Regions from separate parts of the Mus musculus genome. Here all the other regions are linked to region 2. A link is a loop called in an ENCODE intact Hi-C map of the cell type or tissue named here. Cell type or tissue: heart. All regions are shown on one strand.

Region 1 (5,000 bases), 120 kb before region 2:
GGCAGAGAGGCAGAGAGAGAAGCAGAGAGAGAGGCAGAGAGGCAGAGAGAGAGGCAGAGGCAGAGGCAGAGGCTCACACTGTGGTCAATTTATACCAGAGGTGGAGGCTCATACCTTGGGCAATTCACATAAGAGGCAGAGGCTCACACTCAGGGAAATTCACACATACTCACTTTCATCACATTTTTTGGGGCCTCACCTGGTTCTTCGGAGCTATGATGTGCCACACACAAGTAACTCCCACGGGGTAATCTCGGTCTGGCCAGTTGGGAGTTTTAAAGGTACCGGAAGGTTTTTCAAGGCGTCCTCCACAATACCGGTCTCCTGAAGTTATTAAATATGAAAACCACACAAGTTTATATCCTAACATAGATCACAGTAGCACAATCGCCTGGAGATCAGGAATGAGAGCATTAGGGGCATCATAGAATATCCAGGCAATGGTAGAGGCTCTCCTGTTTTCTCTTTGGAAAAAAATGACCACACAATCTGCTCTGTATGTCTAATTTGCTTCTGAGATGGTCTTATGTAGCACAAGCTAGGCACAAATGCAGTGTGCAGTTGAGTCTGGCTTTGCTCTTCCTGCCTCCACCTCTAGCGCTGTGATTACATTGCTATCACCAAACCCAGCTCACTGACTACTTTTAGTGCCTGACACATCACACAAGACAAGGAGGGAACAGACCAAGAGCCACAGCTTTTTTCCTGACCATTGTTTTCCTCCTTTTGGACAAAAAAATTCCTACCCATTCAGAATTGTAGCTTGTGCAATGAATCCACTTAGAATTCTCAAGGCATTGGCTCATTGGTTATTTATTAAATTCCCCAAGGACAAAATTTAAATTAGCTCTTTTTTTTCTTCAAGACAGGGTTTCTCTGTATAGCCCAGGCTGTCCTGGAACTCACTTTGTAGACCAGGCTGGCCTTGAACTCAGAGATCCACCTGCCTCTGCCTCCCTAGTGCTGGGATTAAAGGTGTGTGCCACCATGCCCAGCCTAAATTAGCTCTTATAGACAGTTTTTATTACTAATATCTAGTAATACTTCTATTTATCTATCACCTATTTATCTATTATGTATAGTCTAGTAACATATGTAATAATTTTTAGGGATTACTCTATTCATCAAAACAATGCATATTTATAAATCTGAGGCATTAGCCAATGAGGACCTGAGTTTGTTTCCCAGAACTTTCCCAGGTAATAAGTGCCAGGCATGGTAGTGTGTGTGTGTGTGTGTGTGTGTGTGTGTGTGTGTGTGTGTAATCTCAGCTCTGGGGAGTGGAGACACACAGATTCTTAGGGTGCACCAGCCAGCCAGTCTAGCACAGCAGGCAAGCTCCGGGTGCCAGACTGAGAGCCTATCTCAAATCCAGGGGTAAGGATGACATCTGCCTTCCACACACATGTGCACACACATGACCATGCGCACTCACACTCATACCCACACAAAAGCCTGTTTATTAACTTCCAGCAATACAGGAAAACATAGAAGGAAAATTTACCCCAGTCCCACCACCTAAAAGCCAACACCGTTAACATGTAACACATTTTAATTTAGATACTGGATGCAAGTACTGATATGCACTTTGTATACGAGGAAAGAGTTTTAGAAATCTATTTTGATATAAAGTTAGAAATCTAATTTCACTTAGAACGAACTCACAAATAACTGAGCTGAGACTAAAGGAACAAAATGTTTTTTTCAACATGGAGAAGTCTTAAATACGTAGATTTAAGAAAACATACTATAAAATTTGAGTTTGGAATAATTTCTAAACTATGAGTGAAAACTTAAAGCATACATATAGTGAATAGAATAGAGAGGCCCCTGTGTACCCAGCATCCATTGCCAGCCACACCCATCATCCATTGTCAGCCGCACCCATCGTCCATTGTCAGCCACACCCATCATCCATTGTCAGCCGCACCCATCGTCCATTGTCAGCCACACCCATCATCCATTGTCAGCCGCACCCATCGTCCATTGTCAGCCACACCCATCATCCATTGTCAGCCGCACCCATCGTCCATTGTCAGCCACACCCATCGTCCATTGTCAGCCACACCCATCATCCATTGTCAGCCACACCCATCATCCATTGTCAGCCACACCCATCATCCATTGTCAGCCGCACCCATCATCCATTGTCAGCCGCACCCATCATCCATTGTCAGCCGCTGTCATTGGTTTTCTGTTTTCTCCCTGTGGTTACTCAATCCCCTCCACCTGCTTCATTGTTTTATTATTTTAATGTCACAGGTCTGGGAAGGTACACTCATCAATCTTAACTTTACAAGATTGACAAATAAATGCACCCATGTGAGCCACACTCCTGAGGTGATATGGAATCCATCTCTCACAAAACACCCATCATATCACTTTTCTGAAAACTTGTCACCGTAGTTTTATCCTGGAGCTTCGTATAACTTGAGTCCTGTAGGGGGCACCCCCTGTCTTCCGCTGCTGTCTTTGGTGGTTGTATTTTACACTGTTGGGTAGTGTTCCACTGTCTGCACACACAGCCATTTGTGTGCCCATTCTTCTACTGATGCTCCTTTTGGGTTGTGTTGTAGATTGAAATGTATTGTTATAATAAATGACCGGGCAAAGGGTTTTTGGGCATTCTAGACTGTAATCAGGCTTGCAGTGGCCACACCTTTGGTGGGGAAGAAGATACGTGTTTGTGAGGAGAAGTGCAAAGAAGCTGGAGGAGCTCATTCAGATTCTAGGAGATAAGTTTCCACGCCCTTTGGTGGCACAGGAACATTGACCTTCCTGAGTACCAGGGAGAGCCAGGTGAAATTTCCATACAGAAGTGACTGGAGGCAGCTTGCTAGGTGCAGGGCTCTGTACTGGTGGAGAATACGTGTCCAGGCTTTAATGCACTTGGGGGACTCCCTGGACCCTACCTAAGATGGTTCCTGCAGAAGCTGAAGCCTAAAGGTCTCCACTAGCTCCTGACTAGCTTTGCAGACGAATCAGCCTATGCACTCTGCACTATGCTCTCAGCACTGGGGACCCAAGCCAGCCAGTGCTCCTGTTCAGAGGCCAGACCTCGGGACAGATTATGATACCACGAGGCTGCCGGGACTTTGGCTGGGATCCCTGCTTTCCGCCTGATGGATATGAACAAATATATACAGAGATACCAAAGGCTGAGAACACCATTTCTCGTCGGTTCCGAGCCCTGCTCAAGCTGCAGGAGTACTTTAGTGTGGCTGCTGGGACTGGTGACCACTAGGGCTGTGGGTGTGTGGAGGGAGAGAGGGGGTAGTGTAGAATGTCCCAGGAGGCAGGCACTCCTGGCAAGGATTCTCTGGGTTTCCCTTTGCCAGGGGATCCAGGCAGCTTCAGCAGCCAGTTCTTGGAAGAGAAGTTGGCTCTGCATCAGGGAACGCTGGGCCAGTTGATATTAAACTCCTGCCCTTCAGGATTCAAGAGTTGCCTTTGGCCAGGCATACACACTTTTAGTCCCAGAATTTGGGAGGTAGAGGCAGACAGATCTTTGTGAGTTGGAGACTAGCCTGGTTTGCATAGTGAATTCCTGGACAGCCAGAGTTACATAGTGAGACCCTGTCTCAAAAACAAAACAAAACACCAAAGCAACAACAAAAAAGAGTTGTTCTTGCAGCTGCTGACTCTGGGATCCTGAGAAAAATTGGAGTGTTTACATTTCGTATCTGGTTAAGGGTCTGGCAAAGAAACACAACTTTTGCATACAGAATGTAGAAAATGTAAATTCTGGAGGGCATTTGTTTCCAAAATAAATGGTGTGTCTGCTTTGAAAAAAAAAAAAAAAAAAAAAGCAAAAACATCATGACCAAAAGCAATTTGGGACTTGGGGGTGGAGGTGGGTACTTCAGGATTTTATTTTGCTTATATGTTCTGACACAGTCACTCATGAAGGGAAGTCAGGGCAGGAACTTAAGGCTGGAACTGAAGAAGAGGTTATGGTGGAATACTGCTGACTGGCTTTCTCCCTGTGGTTTACTCAGCCTGTTCTTATGCAGCCTAGGACCACTGGCCCAGGAGTGGTGCCGTCCATAGTGGGCTTGGTCCTCCCACGTCAATCCTTAATTAAAAACTTCTCCACAGACTTGCCTAGAGATGGAGGCACTTTCTCCATTGAGATACCCTCATTGCAGATGACCTTAGCTTGTGTCAAGCTGACAGAAAATTAACTGGCCCAGGTAGGTTGCTTTCAGTGTAAGTTATTGATAGCGAGGCTGCCATGATTGTTTTTGTGTATGTCTTCTTTGTTGATGCGTGTTGAAGTTTTTTTTTTTTTAAGTCTTTGGCTTATATTGTAATGCTTAATACTGGCCCCCAAGGCCTGGTGGCCTTTAGGAATTTAGAGGGTGTGCACATAGACCCAAGAGACACTACGGGACCTTGCCCCCCCACCCCGCCCCCAAGTTATCCCAGATTAGTGAATAAAGGTGCCTACAGCTTATAGCTGGGCAGAACTGAACTAGGTGGAGCTTGGGGTTCCTGGGCTTGATGTATGAGAAGAACCACAGGGGAGGGAGAAGGTGGTGGAGAGAGAAGATGCCGTGAGACAAGAATCATAAAATCATGGCCAGGAGGGCTGGGTGATTGGAGTTAAGAGCAGCCCAGACAGAACATGGCAAATCATATTGTGGGGCTATTGGCAGGGAAATAGACATAATAGCATAGAAGGTAGATGCGTGCCCAGCCCTGGTGCAGATTAAGGCTTATTACAATATAAAAGCTGTGTGTCTTTTATCTGGGAACTGAATGACCAAAGACAGGGTAGAAACCCCAGATTGAGATTAAATACTTTCTCCAACAGATGTGGTTATTTTTTCATTTTCTTACAATATCCAAGAATGCATGGCTGGGCCAGATAACTTCATTAAACAATTCATTCCAACACAACTTCTCCAGACACCAAAGAGTCTGTTGTCATTTTATACTTCTCCAGAAGTACAGAAGTCATTGGCTCCTTCCCATTCTTGGTATCACACAATGTTATA
Region 2 (5,000 bases):
TGGCAGCTGATGGCCGTAGGAAGGAAAGGATCTGGCTGAAATACTACTGCGCTCTGAACGTGGAAGGGAGGGCGCCTCAGCTATCAGCTCGTCGAGATTCACATTCACTGCTGGTTCTACTGAGTTTGAAAATGCAGTAGTGCTCGTTGTTGTGGTTTCAGTGTCTGTAGAAAGTGTTTACGGCCAAAATGACCTAGGCACCATTCACTAAACCAAGAGAAGCATATCACACTCTTAAGTGTTGATTGCTTAGTGTGCACCAGTGATGTCACATCTGTCTTGTGCCCCATGTGCAAACCATAGGCGTGTGATTGGGGTCACCCTGGAGGCTCCCTCCTCTGCACACTTAAGCCAAGTTTACAAAGGGGACAAGCATCTTTTTTCTTTCTAGGGACCTGCTTTTCCCCACGATCACTCACTGGTCTCTGTCCTTGGAGCCACAAGTTCTTGTTTCTCCCCCCCTCTCTCTCTCCCCCTCCCCTATGGTCAAATGAACGCTAGAGGGTGTTTGTGTGTGTGTGTGTGTGTGTGTGTGTGTTGTTGTTGTTGTTGTTGTTGTTATTTGTTGCTGGTTTGGAATGTTTGCTTTCCTTCCTGCCTCTACCTCCCAAATGCTGGGGTTACAAGCAGGTACCGCTGGCAACAAGAATATTTTCTTTTGTTAGTCTTTTTTTTTTTTTTTCCTTTTGGACAGGGTTTTATGTAGCTCAGGCCGACGTCTAAGTAGCTGAGGATAACCTTGGATTCCTGATCTTCCTGCCTCTGCCTCCCAAGTACTGAGATCACAGATGTGTTCCATCACATCCTGGTCATGTCACCACACCCAACTAGTTTGTTGCTTTTTTGATCCCTGCCTTGTCCTTCTGCCTTCTCCCCACCCCTCCTTCCATCCTACTTCTCTTTCTCCTTCCACCAAGTCTCAAGTCTAGCTGCCTCAATCTTATGTACACTTAATAACTGTCTAGAGGCACGTCTGGATGCTGGGCTGGCGTTATTTGCTGGACCCATAGTGAGCCTCTGGAGACAGCTCGCAGGCACTAGTAAGCATCATTGTGCTCCAAGCCAGTAGCAAGAAGGGAGGGTGGAGGGAGAGAGAGAGAGAGAGAGAGAGAGAGAGAGAGAGAGAGAGAGAGAGAGAGAGAGTGGCACAGGCAGTGCAAGCAGAGTCCACCTTGTTTTCAGGAGCAGGGAAAAGGTGCCACCATGTTTTAACACAACCATCTTAAAATGATTTACCTAGGTCAGCTGTTTTAAAGTCAGGACAGTTCCGATACCACCCTAAATACCATTGAGCTTTGTCTGCTTTTCTAAATGTTGTGCTAAAGAGGCTCAACAGGCATAGGCACTTGCTGATAGGCCTAGGGGTGTGAGTTCAGTCCCTGAAGCCCACATGCCAGGAGAGGACAGACTCCTGCAGGTGTCCTCTGACCTCCACATATTTGCTGTGGTGAACAATCACCAAGTCCAAAATAAATAAATCATTAAAAAAAAAAAAAAAAAAAGCCTGCAGCCTTCTCTGACCATGACCTCGTGGGGGTTAAGGCTGGGGCAAGGGTTAAACCAGGTAAACTTCTGAGTCCTGAATTGTCCACACCGGCTCATCCCTGAGAGAACTACGGGTCCTGGAGAATTGGCCCCTTCCTCCTAGTGCCTGCCCACCTGCGCTGCAGGGGCATCACTGGGCTCACTGGCTCGTGATTAACAAACAGAGCCGGAGCTGGCGAGTGGGCCTGGAGCTGGCGAGTGGGCCTTCCTTTCTTTCCCACTTAACATAGCAGGAAGGGCCATCTGTGCATTTTTCAGACTTCCTGATTACGCTAACCTTGTTTCTGGAGGATGCTTGGGAGGGTGGAACGGGAACTGAAAGGCTCTGTGGGCTCCCATTCTGTCTGATACTCGAGAATGCAGTGCAAACTTTGAGCATTTCCAGCAAGACACTCTTTACGGCCACTTAGGGGAGACAAAAGTCCCCGGGGCTGCTCGATGTGAACTGCACACTGCATTATGTTCTCAAATCACTTTTCATTTTCCACTACCCAATAGTTTGATGTGGGGATGTCAAAACTACATATTTGTTAAGGCTTTTTTTTTAAAGGTTTTTTCTTTTCTTTTTTAATGTTTATGGGCATTTCGCTTACATGTATTTCTGTGTACCACGTGTGTGTCTGGCTCCTGAGCAGGCAGAGAGGCCATCAGGTTCCCTGAAACTAGAGTTATGGATGGTTGGGGCTGTCATGTAGGTGATGGGAATCAAACCCATGTTGTCTGCAAGAAAAAGTGCTCAATTCCTGGTCTCTCTCCCCATTGTATGGTATTTGAAACAAGTCAGAAATAAAGCATAAATCAAGTCTCATAAAAAATAATTCTCATGAAAAAGAGTGGGAAATATCTAATTTACTTGTTTTTTATAATTAAAAATATTAAATATACTAATGTATGCTGTTTTTATGCTTACCATGTTGACTCTGCTGTGTAGAATGTCTTGCTGAGGGAAGATTAATGTTAAAATACAGATAACAGTGAAGGGCTAAGTCAAGGAGGCGAACATTTCTCTGTGTGAATCGGATGTGGAAAACGGCCAGCCACCAGTTTCTATACTGAGTGTTATTGTCGTTAAAGCTTATATAATTTTAAAATCCTGGTGCTACCTGCTTGTGGATGGTGTCCTGCTAATGGTTAATGGAGAGGGAACCCAGTGGAGGGGCAGCCTTGGAATTCTGTCCTGTGTGATTGGTAGTGCTTGGTCTAAGAGAGAGAGAAAAAAATAGTTTTGAAAGATTTGGATGAGTAATTTCCAGCCTTCCTCCTCCTCCTCATCTTCCTGACTGTCTCAGCTTTCCTATGGTTCCTCTAGAGGAGTCTCACTAAGAAAGGCTGTCTGTGGCTGTGCTTGGGCTGTCCCTGACCTGTGGCCCATTTTAAGAGGAGAGGGCTTATCTGCAGAGTCAGCCATGCTCTGCCACCAGGCCCTGAGCCAGGCATGCGCTATCTTCCCTGGAGAGGGGTTATCTTTTTCTTAGTTCACTGGGAGGCTGTGAGCTGTCCTTGGTGGGGGGCGTGGGGGTGGGTCGTACTTGGTTCACTCTCTACCGCCTCCTGCCTCTCCTGCCTAGCACACTTTTCTTTCATGTCACTGCCTAGTATCACCCAAATGGATGATTAACGCTCTCCCATGGGCCAGTGAGGTGGCTCAGGAGGTCAAGGTGTTTGTCATTAAGCTTAACAACCTGAGTTTGATTACCAGTGCTCAAGTGTACACACGCGCACACACACACACACACACACACACACACACACACACACACACACTCATGCACACACACAAATAAATTAATAATAAATTAAATACAATTACGTAGGGCTCCTCTAAATCCTTCCTAAACTCAGAGACTAGGCTCAGCTTGGAGTATTTGTATTGACAGTGAACTGGAAGTCTCCACAACCCAGACCTGTTTAGCCAAAAATAGAAAACTCAAAAGCTGTTGGCTGTGAACCTCAAAGACTTGAACAGTGGTTTCTGCTCTTCACCACTAATCACTTAAAAGGGGACCTTAAAAGAAAGAAAGAAAAAGAAAGAAAGGAAGAAAGAAGGAAGAAAGAAAGAAAGAAAAAAGATTCACGCTACATCTTCCAGCTCTTCCAGAAGAATAGGGGGTGGTGATGTGTGACATTGGTGATTTATCTGGAAAGAAACGACACGGAACACTAGGTTATCTTGGTAGGATGAGTCGCAGGGCTTTCATTTGAATTTTAAAGGTCAATCAGAACAAAGTAGTTTGTATTAAAGGGAATTCTTGAAATCCCGTCTATTATTAGCATCATTTTGCACCCCTGCCGCTCAGCAGAGCCTCGCTGTGTTCTCACCTCTCCAGAAAATACAAGACATGTCAGTGTAGATACCGTGTAGTATGTAAAAACCTAGCACTAGCAGAACCTCCCGAGGGAAGCTGGTTTAGACACTGGGAGTTTCACACGTGGAGTGAGACTCTAAGGCTACCGTGCACTGAAGTTAGGTCCTGGTAAAGCACAGCCAAGTATGCAGACACAGAAACTTCAGCTGATGTGGAAGCCATGCCTATGCCTCACATTGGCAGTTGGGGTAACCTGTTACCGGGGCGAACACAGCCCAGCAGCAAAGCCTTATTTGGGACAAAGGGGGAGCAGCCAGGCCTCAGTTGCAAGCAGGTTTATTGAGTGTGTTCTCTGATGCTGATGGATGTAGTATTTTCTTTAGGGATCAGGTGACTTGGCAGCATCCTGGGGACCGCCAACGCTAAAGGTGACTCCAGGGCTGGAGTCCAGAGCTCAGGAAGAAAATGATCTCTGAGAAATGTGGGTCTGTGAGAGGTGGAGGAAGACCTGAGCTTGGTACCAATAACAGACGGACTCCAAACAGTAAGACAGTGTCCCACTTCACTGAGGTTGGATTTTCTTTCCCCTGATGTATCAGCAAAAAACTTCTTAGTCTTGTGGGGGTTTTGTTTGTTTTGGTTTTCTTGTTTGTTTTTGGTTGGTTTGCTTGTTTTGTTTTGAGACAGGGTTTCTCTGTGTAGCCTTGGCTGTCCTGGAACTTGCTCTGTAGACCAGGCTGGCCTCGAACTTAGACATTTGCCTGCCTCTGCCACTCAAGCACTGGGATTAAAGGCATGTGCTACCACTTCGCAGCTGATAGCTTTGTATTTGTAAGAGCTTGTATTTGTGTGTTTTGGTGTGATGACATAGAGAGGCTGTAGCTGACAATAGCTCCTGGGCAAAGAGTAGTTTATGCCTTCTTGCCTGGCCCTTTCAGGAGCATTGTTCCCAAGTCAGGGTTCTTCTCCTGTGTGTTCTGCATGTTTTCTGTCATAGAGTTATGGTAGTGTTTAGCCTTGAATGCAAAATGTATGTGCGAATGTATTTTTCCTTCTCTCCCTGTCTGCAAGTTCAGCCTCTCAGTGTAGGGGACTCTCCTTCCTGTGGACCAATCCTGCAGCCCAGCCACGTGTAGGAACATATCACCA
Region 3 (5,000 bases), 48 kb before region 2:
TGCTCAGAGTGCTTTCCTATAGGGCTCAGAGCCACCAGCCAGGGTCAGCAGCAGTCACAGTGGGCTGGCCACTCCTGAATCAATCACTAAGAAAATGCCCTATAGGCTTGCCTGCTTACATCACCATCTTCTGGAGGCATTTTCTCTATTAAGGTCCCGTCTGTTCAGTTTGTGTCAAGTTGACATGAAATTCGCCAGCACTTTTCCCCAAAGCCTAATATAGTTATTAAAAGAATAAAAATGCTACTTTGTCGAATACTTTGTGATCATTCTTAGTCCTTCCAAATATTGCTTTGAGTCGATCTTGTAAATCAACTGGCTTGTCAATCTGCAGCTATTAAGTCTCTGACTCTGAGGAGAACGGGGAGTCGGGGGAGTCAGGAAGGGGAGGACGCAAGAGAAGTAATATGTGATGTGTGCTCCTGATCGGACATCTGCTTTGTGCTGTGAACACTCACACAGAACATACAGAAATGGGCTGAGGGTGTGGGTGGTTGTAGACCCAGCAGGTATTGGGTCCGGGTGTTCATGATCCAGTACTACAAAACAAATAAACCCCACACCGAGGTATTGCCCATGTTTCCTGGTAGAATGAATGGCACAACACTCCTTCACTAAAACCACATCAACCGCCCATACTGGTTCTGAAGCCGTCTCTGACTGCAACTCAATTGTAATCCTCTCAGAGTTGACACTGTAGCTAAGGATGCTTCTCTGAGCACAGAACAGGATTTAGATGAAGCAAGGGTTAGTCATCCCTCCACCAGACAATTCACAACAAGCAGAAGAGGACAGCGGAGCTCACAGACCTGCAGTGTAGTCAGGGAGCTGGGACTCAGGGTGCACCTTGGGTATTTGTACAGAGCAGGTCCTTCTTAAACATCTGCCTCCATAGTCCACTATCAATATTCATGGATACACTAAGGAAGAATAATTGTCCAAAGTTTGTAGGTCAGTTTAAAAAAATAAGCAATAAAATAAATTATTAGCTTATCAGTAGAGGGAAATGTAATTGATTAGTTTCCTTAATTGTATTACTATTGTTTAAAAGAATGAGAAAAATATACATGCCTTCATATTAATGACTATAGAAATTACTATAAACATCACAGCCTAATAATACTTACTAGTAAAAAGAGTCAATAGAAATTTATCAAGTCTATCATATGTGAACTTGAATTAACAAGCTCCCCCTCCCAGCCCCAAACAAAACAACAACAAAAAACACAACTTGCAAATTTTTTTTTTGCTGTTTTAAAATGTAGTCCCGAGCATAGGCTCCATGAGAGCTTTTGTGAGAGAATTAAGTTGATAAGAAAGACTGAAGTACCCTGCATGCTATGACGGCCACAGTTCTGGCATGACTTAGTGAATGCAGAAACAGAGGCTGTCAGGCACACAGGTTGATGATGAAGGTGCCCCCAGAGCTCCAGCATCTGTGATCCTGAGCCATTAGGGGCTTAGCTTTCAAACAAATGCCTCTGGATTCATCCATTTCTGTCAGGGCATCTCTGAGTTGATTTGGCTGGGGCTACAGGGCTGACTAAAGGACAGGCTGGGTCATATGCTAATTGTCTTTATTACAAAATCCTGGCAAGTGCAGACGTTGCTTAAAGGCTAAGTCGAGGAAGATGCTTGGAGCGGGGAGGGTGTCGAGCTTGATGTACAATTGCTAGTGTGTCATCATATTAAAAACAGAGCAACCTTTAGTCTTCTGTATTAGTGTGTTTAAAATCTCTGTAGTCCACGTGTTTCTTTATTCCCTGGGGCCACACCCATCACTGCCCTATGCATACCAATGCCATAAGAGATGAGGAAATTAGTATTGGAGGGATTGGAGAGATGGCTTAGTGTTTAAGCACTTTAGTTAATGCTCTTCCAGAGGACCTGGGTTCAATTTCCAGTACCCATAGATGGCTCATAAGCCTCTGTATCTCCAGTTCCAGGGGATTGGATGCCCTCTTCTGGCCTCTGTAGGCACTGCGTGTGCATGGTGTGTGTGCACCCGTACACATAAAGTAAGAACTTAAAAAAAAAAAAATCTTTTGAAGTCATGTGGATGTTGGGTAGGTAGTAATAGGCTTCCATTGAACTTCACCAAGCTCTGGTGGACACGCTAGATCTTAATAAGGAGTAGCCCAATGTTACTTTCCATAGATTATGAAATGACATCACACGCTGCTTATGTGTTTGCTGAATGCAAAGTAGGTGTTGGGCTGTGTGAGTCTGTGGTGTCGGTGTGGATGAGAAGGGCTGTGTGCACACAGGGGGAGGGGAGGGGAGAGATGGTGGCAAAAAGAATTAAATGAGCACCAAACAACACCAGTGCTCTCTCCGGTGAACACCGGAATGTTCTGGGTTTAGAATGAATAAGGATTTAAATATTAGCTTTTCTCTTCAATTCCAAATGACTCATATTTATTAAATTCCTACTTTGGGCTTTCTTGTGAATTTGGCAACAGATACTTATTTGCAGCTTAAGAAGGAGATTTGCAGTGGGAATATTTGGTTATTCCACCACCCTGGGGATGAATTTATGGATCAACAGATGGGCTTCTGTAGTACTTTTTAAACAATACACTTTATTTATTTATTATTTGTGTATATGAGGGTTCGTACTTGCCACTGTATATGTATGTGTGGAGCTCAGTGGACAACTTGCAGGGGATTCTGGGAGTCATTCTGGTTCATCAGCTGGTGCCTTTACCTGCTGCTATCTGGCTAGCTTTTGGTGTTGTTCTCAAGGAAGGATAGAAAATTAGAATCGGTAAGCAGCAACTGTCTGAAACTGTTATTTAAGACTGTGAGCTGATGAAGCCAGTGAAGTTAAAATCAGCATCCCCAATAAACTCAAGAGAAATCTCCTGTGTGTGCATCAGATGCAGGCGAGCCTATCCTATCAGTCCGAGTTCATCAGTCTTACTCAATGCTAAGCTGAGCCTTAAGGAAGATCACCGTTGATCACCTTGGCAGGACATTTCGCTCATTGCCACGAAAGCTCTCAGGATCCACAGCTACAGCAGCCATGCCGCAGCAGTTGCCTCTCTGTTCAGGCAGCCTGGCCAGAGCCAGCTGCTCCTGGTTACACTGCCTCACGCCTTCCACTGCACGCTGTCATAAGGTACAAGAGGCAGTGGGACCCGCGCTGGGACGCCCCCTTGATAAAGCTCGGAAGGCTTCAGGCAGCAAGTGCACTGCTCTGTGTCTGCTCACTACTAGCTACCGCTCATCACGGACAAATGGCATAGCTGCTTCTGCTACGCTGTTTGGACGTTCATACGTTACTGTCTACTAAGATAAACTTTATTCACAGTGAGGCAGGGGGTAGGAGAGAGTCTAGGAATGAATTCTTCCCCTCCCCAAAGGGACTCTTTAGAAAAATGGTTCCGTGTAGTTTGTCTCGAAATTCCTACCCGACAAACAACCCACCCCACTTTCTAGTACAGCGCTAGAGAGCTCAACTCAGTGATAAACCGCGCTTTCTTCCCCTCCCTTCACCTCATCAATTCCTTCACTGCTCACCTTGGAGACTTCCTTCACTCTCGCTGCCTGGAGTTCCTGCTTGCCTAACACAGCCAGTCTGGAAAACCCAGACTCAGGAGAAAAAAAAAAGTTTACTGCAGCAAAATTGTCACAATGCTCAGACATTGTCTTACAGCCACAGAAAGTAATTAAGTCATTAACTCGGGGAACGAGGGAAATATGAGCTGAAAACTAGATAGAAAACAAACCCGGGACAGCCTGACCCTAACGTTTCTCTTCTGTTCTTTCTCTGCTGCTCATTTGAAAACAGTTGGGTAAATATTATGCTTTAAGTGAATACAATATTGTAAAAAGCTTTGAATGCCCTAGAGGAAAACTGTTTTAAATATAGTCACATGGGGTTTCAAAGGTTGAACTGTGATCTTCCTTAAAGATCAACCTAATGATGGGGCGCCAGGAGAACTGTAGCTAGCTGATTTCATTGTTGTGTGAATAGTTTAGTGTGCCTGCACACCCCTCAATTGTGTAGATCTTTCACTGGACAATCGTGGAAACTCCGAGATGTACACAGAGTGTTGCTGGCCTTGTGCAGCAACTGCTTTGACGAAAGCTGTTTCTAGAACCAAAAGGACTAAATATAAAGCAATGACCGTTCAGAGACATAGCTAAGCAGCAGTGTGTGTGTTTAGCATGCGCAAGGCCCTGGGTTTGATGCTCAGTGGCATAAACAATCCATTGATCGATTAAAGTTTAAAAAGTCAGTGAAAAAATAAAACGGTCTTTGCATATCAATACCAAGTATTGTATTATTATATTGAATGTCTTTGCTAAAGTTTTACACAGCTAGCAGTGTAGTGGATGTTTTATATAAGCATTAACACCAATCCATCTCTCTAAAGTGTGATGAATGCTCTGTTTCTGTTTCAGAAGGTACAGGTCTGTCCTTGGCAGATATAACAGGCAAATATGTGTGTGTGTGTGTGTGTGTGTGTGTGTGTGTGTGTATGTATATGTATGTATATGTATATACATATGTATACACATACATATGTGTGTATATATACATATGTATACATGTGTGTATGTATATATACACATACACATATATATGTGTGTGTATACATATTATGTATATATATGTATGTGTGTATGTATATATACATATACATATATATGTATATATATGTATGTATGTGTGTGTATCTGTATGTACATACACACACACACACACACACACACACACACACACACACACACACAAACATATTTGCCTGATATATCTGCCAAGGATTTGTATATCCTGGTATATATCCTTGGATATATACCCAAGGATAGACTGAAAACTTGGCTTTGGACCTTTGATCCACCAAATGTGCTTTTGAAGAAGATTGTCTGGCCTCTGGGAAGGAGTACAGGGGTCCCACACCCAAGTGGCACAGGCTCAGGAGGGAAACGGTCTCAGAAGAGCTTAAGAAGGTGGAAGTAGAGCGGTGAATTAGTTTTCCATTTCCATGGTA

Evidence for each region. Hi-C counts contacts between places; a loop is a spot of excess contacts. Peaks named below come from ENCODE experiments on the same cell type or tissue, not always from the same donor. Only the 100,000 strongest peaks of a DNase experiment are listed, where the experiment ranks them.
Region 1: a loop joins it to region 2, with 2.7 times the contacts of the local background. A loop is called at or near these places in 15 of 42 quality-filtered maps.
Region 3: a loop joins it to region 2, with 2.4 times the contacts of the local background. A loop is called at or near these places in 4 of 42 quality-filtered maps.

The regions. Positions count from the first base shown.
Region 1 is chr9:95,673,669-95,678,668 of GRCm38, reverse strand. Pcolce2 (procollagen C-endopeptidase enhancer 2) reads right to left here. Exons shown (of 9, transcript NM_029620.2): 4 at 200-324. It also overlaps the pseudogene Itpa-ps2. Among named protein-coding and RNA genes, the nearest start is that of Gm39407, 31 kb to the left of the region's middle. In heart, CTCF peaks have their summits at 2,439 (motif pointing right) and 3,239; a DNase peak (open chromatin) is centred at 3,198.
Region 2 is chr9:95,549,060-95,554,059 of GRCm38, reverse strand. No RefSeq gene overlaps it. Among named protein-coding and RNA genes, the nearest start is that of Paqr9, 8.1 kb to the left of the region's middle. In heart, a CTCF peak has its summit at 3,116; a DNase peak (open chromatin) is centred at 2,969; H3K4me3 peaks cover 356 bases; H3K27ac peaks cover 1,922 bases.
Region 3 is chr9:95,596,588-95,601,587 of GRCm38, reverse strand. No RefSeq gene overlaps it. Among named protein-coding and RNA genes, the nearest start is that of Gm32542, 18 kb to the right of the region's middle. In heart, a CTCF peak has its summit at 1,966 (motif pointing left); no DNase peak of the experiment used is centred here; H3K4me3 peaks cover 695 bases.